2 separate regions of the Homo sapiens genome follow, and region 1 is linked to region 2. Evidence: chromatin contacts called from ENCODE Hi-C or POLR2A ChIA-PET data. All regions are on one chromosome and are shown on one strand. The core of a region is the stretch at or near the end of the contact, and the rest is flanking DNA. Distances in the headings are between cores, read along the strand shown. Region 1 has its middle 24 kb from the start of ZC3H11B. Region 2 overlaps LYPLAL1-DT (LYPLAL1 divergent transcript).

What was found. Hi-C counts contacts between places; a loop is a spot of excess contacts on that map. ChIA-PET counts read pairs that join two places held with the same protein, here RNA polymerase II (POLR2A). Pooled maps may share reads with other maps.
Region 1: a loop to region 2 is called in a pooled map, with 4 times the contacts of the local background. The contact joins two enhancer-like sites. A Hi-C loop is called at or near these places in 1 of 168 maps with a recorded cell type or tissue (PC-3), 4 of 37 single-sample maps with no recorded cell type and 3 of 50 pooled maps. POLR2A ChIA-PET finds 5 or more read pairs at or near these places in 1 of 52 experiments (PC-3).

What each region holds. Positions count from the first base shown.
Region 1 is chr1:219,586,036-219,593,078 of GRCh38, reverse strand. No RefSeq gene overlaps it. Among named protein-coding and RNA genes, the nearest start is that of ZC3H11B, 24 kb to the left of the region's middle. Within about 2 kb of position 5,063, at least 2 of the 41 ENCODE cell types and tissues checked have a DNase peak (open chromatin) inside an H3K27ac peak, as active enhancers do.
Region 2 is chr1:219,085,259-219,092,486 of GRCh38, reverse strand. LYPLAL1-DT (LYPLAL1 divergent transcript) reads left to right here. Exons shown (of 5, transcript NR_038845.1): 4 at 5,827-5,992. Among named protein-coding and RNA genes, the nearest start is that of LYPLAL1-DT, 85 kb to the left of the region's middle. RefSeq lists an enhancer at 3,216-3,265. Within about 2 kb of position 3,431, at least 7 of the 41 ENCODE cell types and tissues checked have a DNase peak (open chromatin) inside an H3K27ac peak, as active enhancers do.

The DNA of each region.
Region 1 (7,043 bases), core at 3,814-6,313, 500 kb before region 2:
GTGTTGGGAGCCACCTTAGTTGTCCAGCCATATTAAGGGGCTGCAATACAGTCTCATGAAGGCTATAACCAGCACTATGGTATCATGCCCAGTCTAAAATGAGGCTGAGCTCTGGCCAATGTGGGGCTGCATGTGCCAGGAAGAAGGGGTGCCTTTTCTGACTGGCACAAAGATGTTGTGTGAGCTGGTAGGGGGCCTGGCCATTGTCTCAAAATCAGTGAGAGAGACAATGTGATGCCTGGTGAAATGCACAAATTTGGTTTAGATTAGAGATGGAAAGTTAGTGAAGGAGAAAAGGCTTTAGTAAGTTAGATTTCTTTAGGGTCAGAGAATAGGCAAGTCACTTAAACCTTCTGAATCTCATTTTCCTTATTTGTGTGGCAGGATGCTTTTCTTTTCTCCACTCCCTCACAGCTTCCTCGTACCAAGATATGATAACTGAATGAGATATTTGGCAAGGCAGAGAAAAGAGATGGAGATGCTTAGCCTAATTAATGTGCTACACTTATGCCAAGAAGGGATTCTATGCTTACCTAGCAGATAATTTACCCTGAAACTGGACTAGGCAGGTCACCTTTTTCTTCATTTTATTCTTGCATATGCAGGATCTAATTATCCAGACGTATCCACAGAGAGAGGAACCAGATGAAATGCGGAAAGCACGGTTCACCTTCAAGAGAAAGAAGTAGGACTCTGGGGTTTTAAGCCGAGGCATGAAATGTACCGATTAATAGCGTCATTTTGTAACCACAGGTCTCAGGAGTTTTGGGAAGGTTAGTATGAGCTTGTCAGCATTGCTTATTAATAACAGTGAGATTGCTGCTTTGCACCTGATCTCAGTCAGACCTCAGAGGCTCAGCCACTGGGGCTGGTTATGCAGCAGGAATATATCCATGCGACCAGCAGGGTGTAAGAAGTCCAGGCCAGGACGGGCGCAGTGGCTCATGCCTGTAATCCCAGCACTTTGGGAGACCAAGGTGGGTGGATCACAAAGTCAAGAGATCGAGACCATCCTGGCCAACATGGTGAAATCCCATCTCTACTAAAAATACAAAACTTAGCTGGGCCTGGGGGCACGCGCCTGTAGTCCCAGCTACTCAGGAGGCTGAGGCAGGAGAATCACTTGAACCCAGGAGGCAGAGGTTGCAAGTGAGCCAAGATTGTGCCACTGCACTCCAGCCCAGGTGAGAGAGCAAGAATCCGTCTCAAAAAAAAAAAAAAAAAAAAAAGAAAAAAGTCCAGGCCAGACTCCATCTCAGGCTCACTGGTTCCAATGTGTTCCATCCATACCTCAGTGGCTCTTGATTTAGGGAAAAAAGCACATCCTGCTATTTAATTTGCAAAAATTAAATAACTACTTGATGTGTCTTTTGTGCAGATAATACCCACAAAATATTAATTTTTGCCCTTTTTCCCTTATAATTTTAACATACTTATTTTCTTTACTTGTCTCATGTTTTCTTTCAGAGATTCTAACTCTCTTTGCTAAATGGATATAGGAATAAATACTCTTAAAATACATTTTTTATTGTATTGATGTGGAAAATGTAGAAAAGCACAAAGGGATTTTTTTAAAACTCTGCAATATCATCCACCAGTCATAATCATTATTAAGATGTTTTCACAGATATTCCCAGCTTTTATTCTATAAATAAGACTCTCATGATTCACTTATCCCTCACTTGTCTAACTATTTTATACTTTTTGACGCACTAAGATTCTAAAATGAACCATAAAAGCTGGCACATATTTATAGTAATCAGTTTTCTTATTTAAGAGGATGAGATAGATGAGTGTAAATAATCTTGCTATACACAAAATTGTTTCTGCTACTCTGAAGACAAGATGTTCTTACATCTTGGTCTTTGAGCATATATGTAATTAAGTTTTGCATAAGGTTGCAGACTTTGTCTTTAATACAAAGGAAAACAACAGGTATAGCCTTCATATAAATTATCTCATTTAATCCATACCGTGATTTTATGAGTTTGGTATTGTTACCTTCATGTTACTGATGAGGGACCTGAGCCAGGAGAGGCAAAATATCTCAGTCAAAGTAGCCCAGCTGCTAAATGATTCTGCCTTTGAAAAATCGCCTGCCATTGACACCTTTGTCACCGTCACCTCCATCTCTGTCTGAGCCACCATGATCTTTTTTGACCTATTGCAAAATCTATTTAACTGCTACCTCTACCTTGGCCCCTGTATAGTGACCAAAGTGAGCCTTTCAAAAACATAAAGCAGATCATGTCATTCCTCTGCTTAAACCTTTCACTGGCATATCCCTCAGGGTAAAATCCAGAGCATTAGTAGGGCTTCTAAGATTCTATATAATCTATTCCCCACTCCCTCACTTTCCCAATCACTCTGGTCTCACCTCTCCCTCTTACTTCCTGAACTCAGTGCTGCCATTCTCCACACAGCTTGACATGTTCCTACCTCAGGGCCTTTACACCTGCTCTGTCTCCTTTGCCAGAAATCTATCACTTTATTCCCATCTCTGATTAAATGTCACTGCTCCTTCAAACCCTTGCCTGGCTACGCTATATAAAATAGCCCCTTTCCCAACTTTCTTTATCAATTACCCCGATTCATTGTTTTTCCAGTGGTATTTGTTACCACCTGGCTTTTATTTGTTTATTTCTTCATTTGTTTATTTTCTGTCTTCTCCTGCAAGAAGGTTACTATATGAGAGTGGGGACTTTGTTTTATTTGTTGTATTTCCAGGCCCAAAACAGAGCCTGGGCCCACTAAGGAAAATTTGTTAATGAATGACGGAAAGGAAGGAGCCAGATTTCCAGTTCACATCTTCACCCTAAGCCCAGGCTATTTCCTCTATGCATTCTGAATACCAGAGCCACCTGAAGGAAGGAACATACAGCGAAACACCGGTGATACTGTAATCCTTCCTTGCAACCCTCTTTGCTTGCCTTGCTGAGATTAGGAAGATTGGGATGAGTCAAAGCCAGAGTCCTTCCTCGGAAGATCACTCTAGCATTTGCTCTTCTCCACTGTCAGGAAAGAAGAGAAAGCATAGAGAAAATGGTACCTATAACAGTGAATTCACAAGAAAGAGGACACGAGACCATTTGATTGTACATAAGTAACCTGGACTTTGGATGAGAGGACCCTGGCTCTGCTGTGTGACTTGGAAAAACTTTTTAAAAACCTTTCTGAGGTTGTTTTTATCATTTTTAAAATGAAATTAATGATCCTTCCTTTGGTCATGAAAGAGTCAGGTTCTCTAAAAAGCCAAAGGACCTGTTTCCTCACAAAGTGTCAGAGAGATTTTTGAAAGAGCTAGATACTGCATCTCTGGGATTAAAGTGTCAGAGAGATTTTTGAAAGAGCTAGATACTGTATCTCTGGGATTAAAGTGACAAAGCATGGCCTTTAAGAGATCAGAAGTAAAAGATATTTTAGCACAGTGGATTGTCAGTCTGCATTAGCAGGTGGTGGAAGAGCTTTCGGCAGACATGCCCCTATAACTTCAGTTAGTGGCAGCACCATTGGCACAGGTACACCCCCAGGGAGCTGGCCCTGGTAACAAGGTGGCAGCAAGGGGAATTCACATTTAGAGGCAATGAAGGTAGCTGTCGCCACCATCATAAACTTCTCCTCCTACTCCTCCCTTACTCTTCCTCATCATTCTCCTTTCTCCCTCTTCTCCCCTCCTCCTCTCCCTTTTTCATCCTCCTCATCCTTCTTCATCTAGCTGTGATACTTTTTGTCCTGGATTTAGGTTGTACTGGTGAGGATAGAGACAGCAAATCAATAATAATATTTTAAATAAAGTTTTAAGCACATATACAACAAACGCTGCATTTGATACATACATTGTCTCATTTCATCATTATTTAATCTCCCTTAAGGTAGGTATAGTAACTCTGCAATGGAGTTGAGAGAAATGAGGCATAGGAGGGAGAATGACTTGCTTAAGGTCTCACAATTCATAAGTGATGGCAGGAGGATTTGAACTTCTCTTGGAGGTTCAAATTTGAACCTGGAGTCTCTTTGACTCCAGGACACTTGTTCTAAAGTCACTCAGATTCAAAAGGTAGAATCAGATGCCTTAGTGATTGGATGTGTCAGGGACAGGGGACTGTGAGGAGGAGAAGGGGTCTAAAATACTTCCTAGTTTTCTGATTTGGGTGGCCTGTTGAAATGTTAATGGTGCTTTACCCAGGGTAGGGACACTCTGACTCCTAGAAATAGTTCCAGCCTCTAATTAGTGTCGAGATCATTTTTTAGGTTAAAAATGAGCTTTGGGCTAGAGTTACAGGAATTCTTATTTCAATCTTTCACTTGGTTTTGCCTATAATAGACTGGCTAAACTGTAAGAGGCCTCCTCTTAATTTTAAACTGTCTTGAACTCAAAATAGGCAAAGTATTAAGCTAATGAAAGAGCAGTGTTCTTGTTACCTTTATGTTCATGCCCCCAGAGTCTTTTTCCCAATGGGCACCAGGTATCATGTTATGGCCGTGAAAGCTTTCAGGCAGTGGTTACAGAAAGTCTTGAAAAGTAGAAAAGTCAAGCATGCTGGAGGAGCCCTGGCCTATTAAAGAGAGAGAGAGGTCTGGTTCTGATTACTGATAATTATAGATAAGCTGGAGCCGACAGCCATTTTCTGACCACAAACTCAAATCAATCAATTAAAAACTGCATGTAGCTGCACCACGGCTAATCAGTCCCAGGCACTTCAGGATGATCCATTAAGTCCTACCTCTACCGTGTCATGGTTGCTGTGTTCCATCTGCTACTCTGACAGTGGATCAAATGCACACCTCATTTTATACTTCTGGCTAATCAAGAATGCTGTTCACAGTGTTAGTCTTCCTTCTACTTCCTGAAATTGCCAGCCTTGTACAAGAAGCTTGATGATTGAGTCATTATTTCCCTTTCTGGACCCAGACATGCAATACTAAGAAAAATAATTACTAGCAAGAAGAAGCAATCATCTTTGAAATATTTTGCTCATTCTGTTGCTCTCCCAGGAAAACAGATGGTGGGGGCTTCTGGAGGTGGGTGGTTGCAACACTGAGATACAGAAGCTATTCTGTAGAAGCAGCAGTTGAATGTGTGTTGGCTAAGTAGTCTCCGAAAGATATTTGGGGAAATGTGATCTACTTTCAAACTGAGATATGTGGAAGAGGGATAGTGACTTTTGGTTCCTCCATATGTGTGGATTCTCAAGGAAGCAGATTTCGACACAATCTAATGAAGAAATCTTTTCTTCTGAGGCTGCAAACTGGTAGCTCATGAGCTAAAGCCTGCTAACAGATGTGGCTTGTTGGTCTCACAGAGTGTTTAAAACAAATTTTGAATTAGTTACTAACATTTAAAAGGCAAGAAATTGAACATTTTTTATTTCTGACTTTATTTATTTATTTATTTATTTTGAAAAACTGGAAGATCCAGTGAAACTGAGCTCAGACTTCCTCCAGCCTGCAGGCTGTTTCCTTTGGACAGCACATGTGCTTTCCAGCTCACCACATTCCCTCCAACTTTCTTTGGAGGACCTGCATCAGCCTCCTTCACTCATTTATGTTACTTTCTGGCTCTTCTAGCTTTTCTGAGTTTGTAGCTCTTACTAAATACTGAAGCACCTTATGTAGTTAGTGATGAGCTTTTCAAGTGTTTAGACAGGCTGGAAGAACATTTGCTGGACAAAGAGTGGACAGTATATCCTTGGACTCCAGAAACTCGGCCCCTTCTGAACTCCAATCTTTAGAGGACCCTTCTTGGACTTTCCTCCAGCTGTGCCCCACCCTTGGGAAGAGTAGGCCATGGGGTCAAAGGGACAAGTCCTTTCAGAATCTATTCACTTTTGACATTCACTGCTCACTCCAGACACTTATCTTTCAGATTCTCCCCATGTTTGTCTTGCTGAAGATGGACTGTGCTGCTGGTGTATACGTACCCCTAAGTGTGATGAGTGGGCAAGAGGAGACAGTTAGGTAGGCAAGATATATTTGGTGCTTAGATATGTGGGTTGTTGAGTCCATAGACATGCATGGGAGACCCTTTGTGATACAGGACAGAATTCAGGGCAGGAAAAGAAGGTGGGCTGGGGGCCTCTGTTAGAACCCTGGGAAGGGCCTTTAACTCCTTTCCAGGGCTTATCCTGAGCTCATATTTTTAAATACTATGTCTCTAATATTCTCTTATTTCCAGTAATGGCACAAATCCTGTGCTTTGCAAAACATTAAGTAGAGGGTGGGTGGACTCAAGAGAAACAGGTACACGCCACTCTAAAATATGATAGACTATAAAGAAAGGCCAAAACAACACATAGATAACCATATGTCAAAAGAGTGCTTGGGGAGAACACTGGATTTCAGCAAAGAAGTGATAAAGACCCTCTGATGCACAAAGACTCAGGATGATAGCACAGAGAGGGAAGAAAAGCACCCAGCTAGAATTGGCTAGGAGTCAGGAGGGGCTCCCCATTGCAAGGAAAATATAAGCAGGATATCTCCAGCAGTTCACATTCCCACCATGGACTCCTGCAATCCTAGCCACAGGAGAGCCCCACAGCCCTTGCGGGACCTGAGCTCAGTATAGGGAGCTGCTTGGAGTTCACATGATTGCAGTGTTCCAGAGAGGGAATTCATTCTGGGTTCTCCTCCCTGCCCCCTGGGCAGCACCATTCTGTCACCATTTTGAGAATGGAGTAACCACCAGAGTGCATCCTGCCCTAAGGCCCAATAGCTCCTGCATCTCCATATCTCTTGTGCGCCACTGACGTGCTGTCACATCCATCTAGAGGGCTGTGATGTCACAACATAGGCTGAACCCAGCTGTGCAGCCATGACCTTGTTTACTTGAGTGCACACAACACATTATTTCCTGAAGCACAGGCAGTTCAGCTTAGCAAGAATGCTGCCCCAGGACAGAGGGAGCCAACAGGCATGCTCCCCAGGGCCTGTGGACTACAGCTGCCACCACTAGTGACCTCATTTGCTCTAGCAGCAGAGCTAGCACCCTCCTAGGAGCCAAAGAATTGGCCTTCCCAGGCCCACTGACGCTGCTGTCAGTGACG
Region 2 (7,228 bases), core at 2,182-4,681:
AAAGGAGGTTGAATTTTATCTAATGCTTTTTACCTTCGGTTGAAATGATTGCATGTTTTTGTCCTTCATTCTTTTGAAATGATATATCACATTGATTTATTTGCATTTGCTGAATCATTCTTGCATCCCTGGCATAAATCCCTCTTGGTCATGATGAATTATCTTTTAAATGTGTTGTTGAATTTGGTTTGTGAGTATTTTGTTGAGGATTTTTGCATCAGTATTCATGTGGAACATTGGCCTGTAGTTTTCTTATTTTGATGTCTCTGTCTGATTTTGGTATCAGGGTAATACTGGCCTCACAGAATGAGTAAGGAAGTATTTGCTTCTTTATTTTTTTGGAATTGTTTGAATAGGATTAGATTAATATTAGTTCTTTAAATTTTGGGTGAAATTTAGCAGTTGAAGGCTTTGGGTCTCTGATTTTTCTTTACTGGGATACTTTTTAATATGGTGTTGAACTCATTACTTGTTATTGGTCTATTTAGATTTTGGAAATCTTCATGATTCGGTCTTGGTAGGTTGTATGTGTCTAGGATTCAATCTATTTCTTCTAGGTTTTCCAATTTACTGGCATGTAGTTGCTCATAGTAGTCTCTAATGATTCTCTGAACTGCAGTATCAGTTGTAATACCTCCTTTTTATCTCTCATTTTATTTATTTGGGTCTTCTATCTTTATGTCTTTGGCTAAATGTTTATCAATTTTATTTTTTTAAAATAAGCCACCTTTTTGTTTAATTGATATTTTGTATTGTTTGTTTTGTTTCAATTTCATTTATTTCTGCTTTGATCTTTATTATTTCTTTTCTCCTACTAATATTGGCTTTGGTTTGCTCTTTGTTTTCTAGTTCTTTAAGATGCATCATTAGGTTGTTAATTTGAGGATTATCTGCTTTTTTGATGTGGAGTGCTTATTGCTATAAGCTTTCTTCTTAGTATTGCTTTTGCTGCATTCCATAGGTTTTGATATATTGTGTTTCCATTTTTGTTTGTTTCAAGGAATTTTTAAATTTTATTCTTAATTTCTTCATTGACCCACTGGTCACTCTAGAGCATATTGTTTATTTTCCATGTGTTTGTATAGTTTCTGATATTTTTCTAATTATTTATTTCTAGTTTTATTCCATTGAGAATAAAACTGGAAAGATGAGACACTTGATATTTTTTCAATTTTTTAATTTTTTAAGACTTGTTTTTTGTTCTAACATGTGATCTATCCTTAAGAATGAGCCATGCCTTGAGGAGAAGAACGTGTATTCTGCAGCTCTTAAATGAAAGATTGTGTAAATATATATTAGGTCCATTTGGTATATAATGTAGATTAAGTCCAATGTTGTTGTTGGTGGTGGTTTTCTGTGTAGTGGTTCTGTCCAATGCTGAAAGTGGGGTGTTGAAGTCTCCAGCTAATATTGTATTAGGGTCTATCTCTCTCTTTAGCTCTAATAATATTTACTTAATATGTTTGAGTGTTCCAGTGTTGAATGTATATATATTTACAAGTGTTACACCCTCTTGCTAAGTTGACTTCTTTATCATTATATAATGACCTTCTTTGTCTCTGTTTATAGTTTTTGTTTTGAAATCTATTTTGTCTGATGTAAATATAGCTACTTCTGCTTTTTTTGTTTCCATTTTCATGCAATATTTTTCAGTTCCTATATTTTAAGTCTAAGTTAGTCTTTATAAGTGAAGCGTGTTTCTTATAGTTACCAGATTGTTAGAGCTTGTTTTTTTATTATTGTTATTGTTCAGGCTCTCTATGTCTTGTGATTGGAGAGTTTAGTCCATTTACATTCAATGTTATTATTAGTAAGTAAGGACTTACTACTGCCATTTTGTTATTTGTTTTCTGGGTGTTTTATGTGTGCTCTTCTCTTTCTTCCTTCCTTCTTCCCTGTATTCCTTTTTGGGAAGTTAATTTTTTTTGGTGGGTTGTTTTAATTTACTGATTTTCAGTTTTTTGTGTATCTGTTGTAGGTTTTATGATTTGAGGTGACCATGAGGTTTGGAAATAACATCTTAGAACTCATTATTTTAAACTGATCACAACTTAGCACTGGATACAAAACAATCCAAACTCACAACAACGAAAGAGAAAACTAATAAAAGCTCTACACTTTAACTTAATCCCCCTGCTTTCTAACTTTTTGTTGCTTCCATCTACGTTTTATTATACTATGTCTTAAAAGTTGTAGTTATTATTTTTGATAGGTTTATCTTTTAGTCTTCGTATTCAAGATATCAATAGTTCACGTACCACAATTACAGTGTTATAATATTGTGTGTTTGTTTGTGTACTTACTATTACCAGTGAGTTTTGTACCTTCAGATGACTTCCTATTGCTCATTAGTGTCCTTTCATTTTAGATTGAACAGCTCCCTTTAGCATTTCTTGTAGGGCAGTTCTGGTGTTGATGAAATCCCTCAGCTTTTGTTTGTCTGGGAAAGCCTATTTCTTCTTCATGTTTAATGGGTATTTTCACTGGGTGTACTCTTCTAGGATAAAAGTCTTTTTTCCTTCAGCACTTTAAATATGTAATGCCACTCTCTCCTAGATTGTAAGGTATGTTATTTGTGTCTTTTCTCTTGCTGCTTTTAGAATCCTTTCTTTATCCTTGACCTTTGGAAGTTTGATTATTAAATGTCTTGAGGTAGTTTTATTTGGATGAAATCTACTTGATGTTCTACAACCCATCTATACTTGAATTTTGATATATTTCTCTAGGTTTGAAAAGTTATCTGTTATTATCTCTTTGAATAAAATTTATACCTTGATCTCTGTACCTCCTCTTTAAGGCCAGTAAATCTTAATTTGCCCTTTTGAGATATTTTCTAGAACTTATAGGCAAGCTTCATTCTTTTCTATTCTTTTGTTTCTTTTGACTGTGTATTTTCAAATAGCCTGATTCTTTCTTCTGCTTGATCAGTTCTGCTGTTGGGAGACTCTGATGCATTCTTCTGTATGTCAATTCAATTTTTCAGCTCAGAATTTCTACATGTTTCAAAAATTATTTCAGTATCTTCGTTAAATTTATCTGATAGGATTCTGAATTCCTTCTCTGTGTTATCTTAAATTTCATTGAGCTTCCTCAAAATTTCTATTTTGAATTTTCTGTCACTCTTGGATTGATCAGTGGTGACTTTTTCAGTTTGTTTAGTGAGGTCATGATTTCCTGAATGGTCCTGATGCTTTTGGATGTTTGTGAGTGTCTGGGCATTGAATAGTTAGATATTTATTGTAATATTTGCAGTCTGCACTTGCTTGTACTCCTCTTGTGGAGGGGTGATGCAAGCTCCACTGTGACTACCACACTGAGACTGTGCTGAGTCACACCCAAAGATAGCACAGCACTGGGTCTTGCTCAAGACCCATGGTGACCACTGCCTAGTTACTGCCAGCGGAAGGAAGGAGTCTCCCCCAGGTTACTGAGCTGCACTGCCTGGGTTGGGGGAGGGGTGATGCAAGCACTCCCTTGTCCACCTGGCTGGTGTCTCATTAGGTCAACCCAAGTCTACTGCCTTCTAGCCCAGCACGCACCAAGACTTGCCCAGGAATTGCAGTCCTTGTCGCCTAGACTGCCTTTGAGGTTTATGTAGTATCCCAGAGTGCTTTGGCCCATGGTAGTGGGGCTAGCCAGAACTCTAGTTCCAACCACTGGGAAGGGCAATTCCTCTCTTGCTGGGACGGATATAAGGACTCCCTCCATGGGCACTGGCTGAGTTCTGCCTTATCTTGTTTTCTACTGTGGCTGGGCTGCACTGAGTTCCAATGCAAAGTCCCACATCACTGCACTCTCTCCCCCACAAGAACACAGATCCTCTCCGCAGCATCAGCAATTCAAGACTATCTTTCCTAACCTCTTCAATGCCTCTTTCTTTGATATGATGTTAGAACCTGGTACTGTGATCACTCACTTGATTTTTGGTTCTCATAAAAGTGCTTTCTTGTGTGGATAGTTGTTCGATTTAGTGTTCCTGTAGGGGGACTATTGTTGGAGAGTTCTATTAGGCCAACCTGCTCTGTGTCTTCCCCTATAGTTTCTTTTTGACTCAGTTACATTCAAATTTATTTTTTACACTTTATAGAAATATTAGGGAGGTTAAAATTTATCCTTTATTTACTGAGCTCTAATTTAACAGAATTGAAATTGTGGTCAGAGAATGTATTATGTTTGACACTAAGTCTTTGAAATTTATTGAGATTTGCTTTAAAGCCTAGTGATATGCTTAATATCCCATTCTATTCCTATGTGGAGGAATCATAAGGTGAGAGACAGACCCTCTCTTTCAATATGTAGCACAAGGGTTCTTATTTATCCTCTGGACAATAGCATACAGATACATGTCTCAAGTTTATCTAGTAAGATTCTCTTGCCTGTAGCTTTGAATAATGAGGGTTAGAGATTTTTCCCAGCCAATGTGGAAGGTTTGAGAGACTACTGGTGTGGCAGCAAGAATCCAGTAGCAGCAGTATCAATTCCTATGTCCTAAGCAGACTTCAGGCTCATAACCTGCTTTCCTTATTTTTCTGCCAGAGTCTAATTCTCAACTGTTGATTAATTCTCTAAGTTATTGATATCTTGCCAATACATTCCTTTTCTGATTAATGTAACCAAAGTCAGTTTCTGTTGCTTAGAACTCAGAATTCTGACAACTGTGAAACACAATGCTTCTGAGGGAATTACAGCATATTACTTTTTGCTTTATTTTATTTAATCTTCTGTTTCTCTCCTCAGGAAGTGTTATTTATTATCCTCATTTAACAGATAGGAAAACTGGGGATTCAATATTTGAAGCACTTTATTCAATACCACACAGCCTGTAAAGTGTGAAACCAGAATTCAAGCCAGCTCTGCCTGATTCTTGAACTGCTACTCTTTAAGCCTTCCAGATATTCAATGGGTGATTTTAAACCTTTCTTTCTGACCCTAATATTCTATGAACTGAAGAATAAATACAGATTGCCAAGTATAAATCAGGAATAGCTTAGGTACTGAGAGGTCAAACTCTAGAAGCCACAAATATTCATATATTCTTAAGTTTTAATTGAGAAAAGTACTTCTCCTAGGCTTTTTACTTCATATACTCTGTGAGATGAATTTTTAGAAACTGACCTTCTCTTATTCACTGCCCCAACTCTGCAAATTTGCCACACGTGCCTTGGCAACATGAACCACCATAACACAGAGGGGCTGGTGACTTAACATACTTTGTCATCCCCCTGGCATAACAGAGGGGTTCTTTTAGGTCATGGGCCACTTTTCTTCTTGTAGGTTTATTGAAAGTTTGTGTGTTCATGCTCATTAAGTAACTTCTAGCAACCTTGGCTAAATAAGTTGGTAAAAGGCTGAACTCATAGTCAGTATTGCTTCATAATACACACATGCAGAGCTCATAATATATGTGACAGTTGATTCACTTAAATCACCTAATTAACTTTTTGCAGTCTTGTATAAATATAATAAAGTAGCTATAGAAATGAAAGATGTTTTCAAGTTAAATTTAACTCCACTGAACTCATAGAATCAGAGTTAACTTATATTTCATTTTAGGTGATTTTAGAGAAAGTTGTTTTAAAGGCAAAACATTCTTAAAAGACTGAATTTGTTTCTACCCCCATTTTTCTTAATTACTTTCATGAAAAACCTATTGATTTTATAATCTATTAATTTGCAGTAGAGAAACTGTGCTCTTTTGTTGATGTAGAACTAATAACGTACATAAATGTTTATAACTTTTAACCTCATCTTAAATATTTTTTGTTTTAAATCACACATAGCTGGCATTTTAAGGTATTTCTTGTTTTTTTTTTTCCCCACTTGCAGAATGCTTTGATGTCTTAAATGGTACATCCAAACTTAAGTGAAATAGAGCTGTGAGGACATTTTGGGGAGAAGTGACCTAGATAAGCACTGACTGTTGCATTCATCTCTCTTCTTGCTGATTGTGATGATTTCCTGTGCCATAGCCATTCAAAGTCTGCCAAAAAAGGTAAGTAATTAGGGTCTCACAAATAGTATCCAGGTACAAAAATGAAATTAAACTATCTCTGGGAACAGGAGTTTGCTTTTTGAGAGGAGCAAAATAAAACAGAGTTAAGGAAGAAGTGTTAATTTTAGCTGTCACATACCAGTTGAACAATTCTGATAGTGATACTGTTGTTTTCCAGGTGAGTAAAAGAGTCATGGAAATTAGCATACAACATAAAAATCTGTAGAAATCAAGGGAGATGTGTTACAAGAGTGGCCTAAGGAAATCCATCTGGGGATGAACAACAGGAATTCCTCATTTGGACTGCTTCTGTTATTACTCACTCAGAGACTAGAGGAAATTGTTAGATTGTCTGTGGTGTCCTTTATCTATCCTAAAATGTAGAAAGTGAAGTAGGGAAGGATGAGGAGTTGATATGCAGAAGAGGAAGCTGAAATAACCTTCCCTCAATTATTTTTCTTAAAATTGGCCTCTGAAGGGAACCCGAATGTTTAGGCATTATTTCACTCTGTCTTACACTCTATTTGTGACAGATAAATGAAATGGTAGACTGTCCATTCTTTGGCTAATGTCAGCAGCCAAATTAATCAAACTGTGGGAAGTTGCTGATATATTTATATGAAAATAACTTTAAAAAAGGCCCAATTGTACACCTGGTTTGTTTCATGGTTCAGGCTGAATATATTTATCTGATATATCATGTGATAATATTAGTAACGAAAGCCCCTAAATTAGCAAGTGGTTTGCCTACATCTCCAAGTCCTTTTTCTTTCCATCCTATGCCACTGATATTCCACCTGAATTGGGGAAATTAATTATCAAAAAGTGCCTATTTGTTTCCATCTTCTTTCTTATTCAAATACTATTTATTTTAAATTACTGTTTACTAATTAATGCTAAATAAATGTAATGCACTGTTAGCTAACCAGAGATTTATAAATAACTTTATTTCTTCATTTTCTCCCTGGGTTTTCTGCTATTTATTATTATTTAAGTTTTAGTGCTTTGAGAGTACAGCCGGCATTTCAACAGCACTTTCCTCTAATGCTTAATCCTAACTCATAACAGAAATATGTATTAAAAGCTTGAGTACATGCATATAAAGAGGAAACATTTTTCTCAACCATCAACACTTCACATTAAATCTTTGGAATATTTAGTGCCTTATCGTCATTTTAATTCTTATTCTGAGTCACAGACAGCATGAACTGAGTTTACAGGGTAATCACTGCGGTA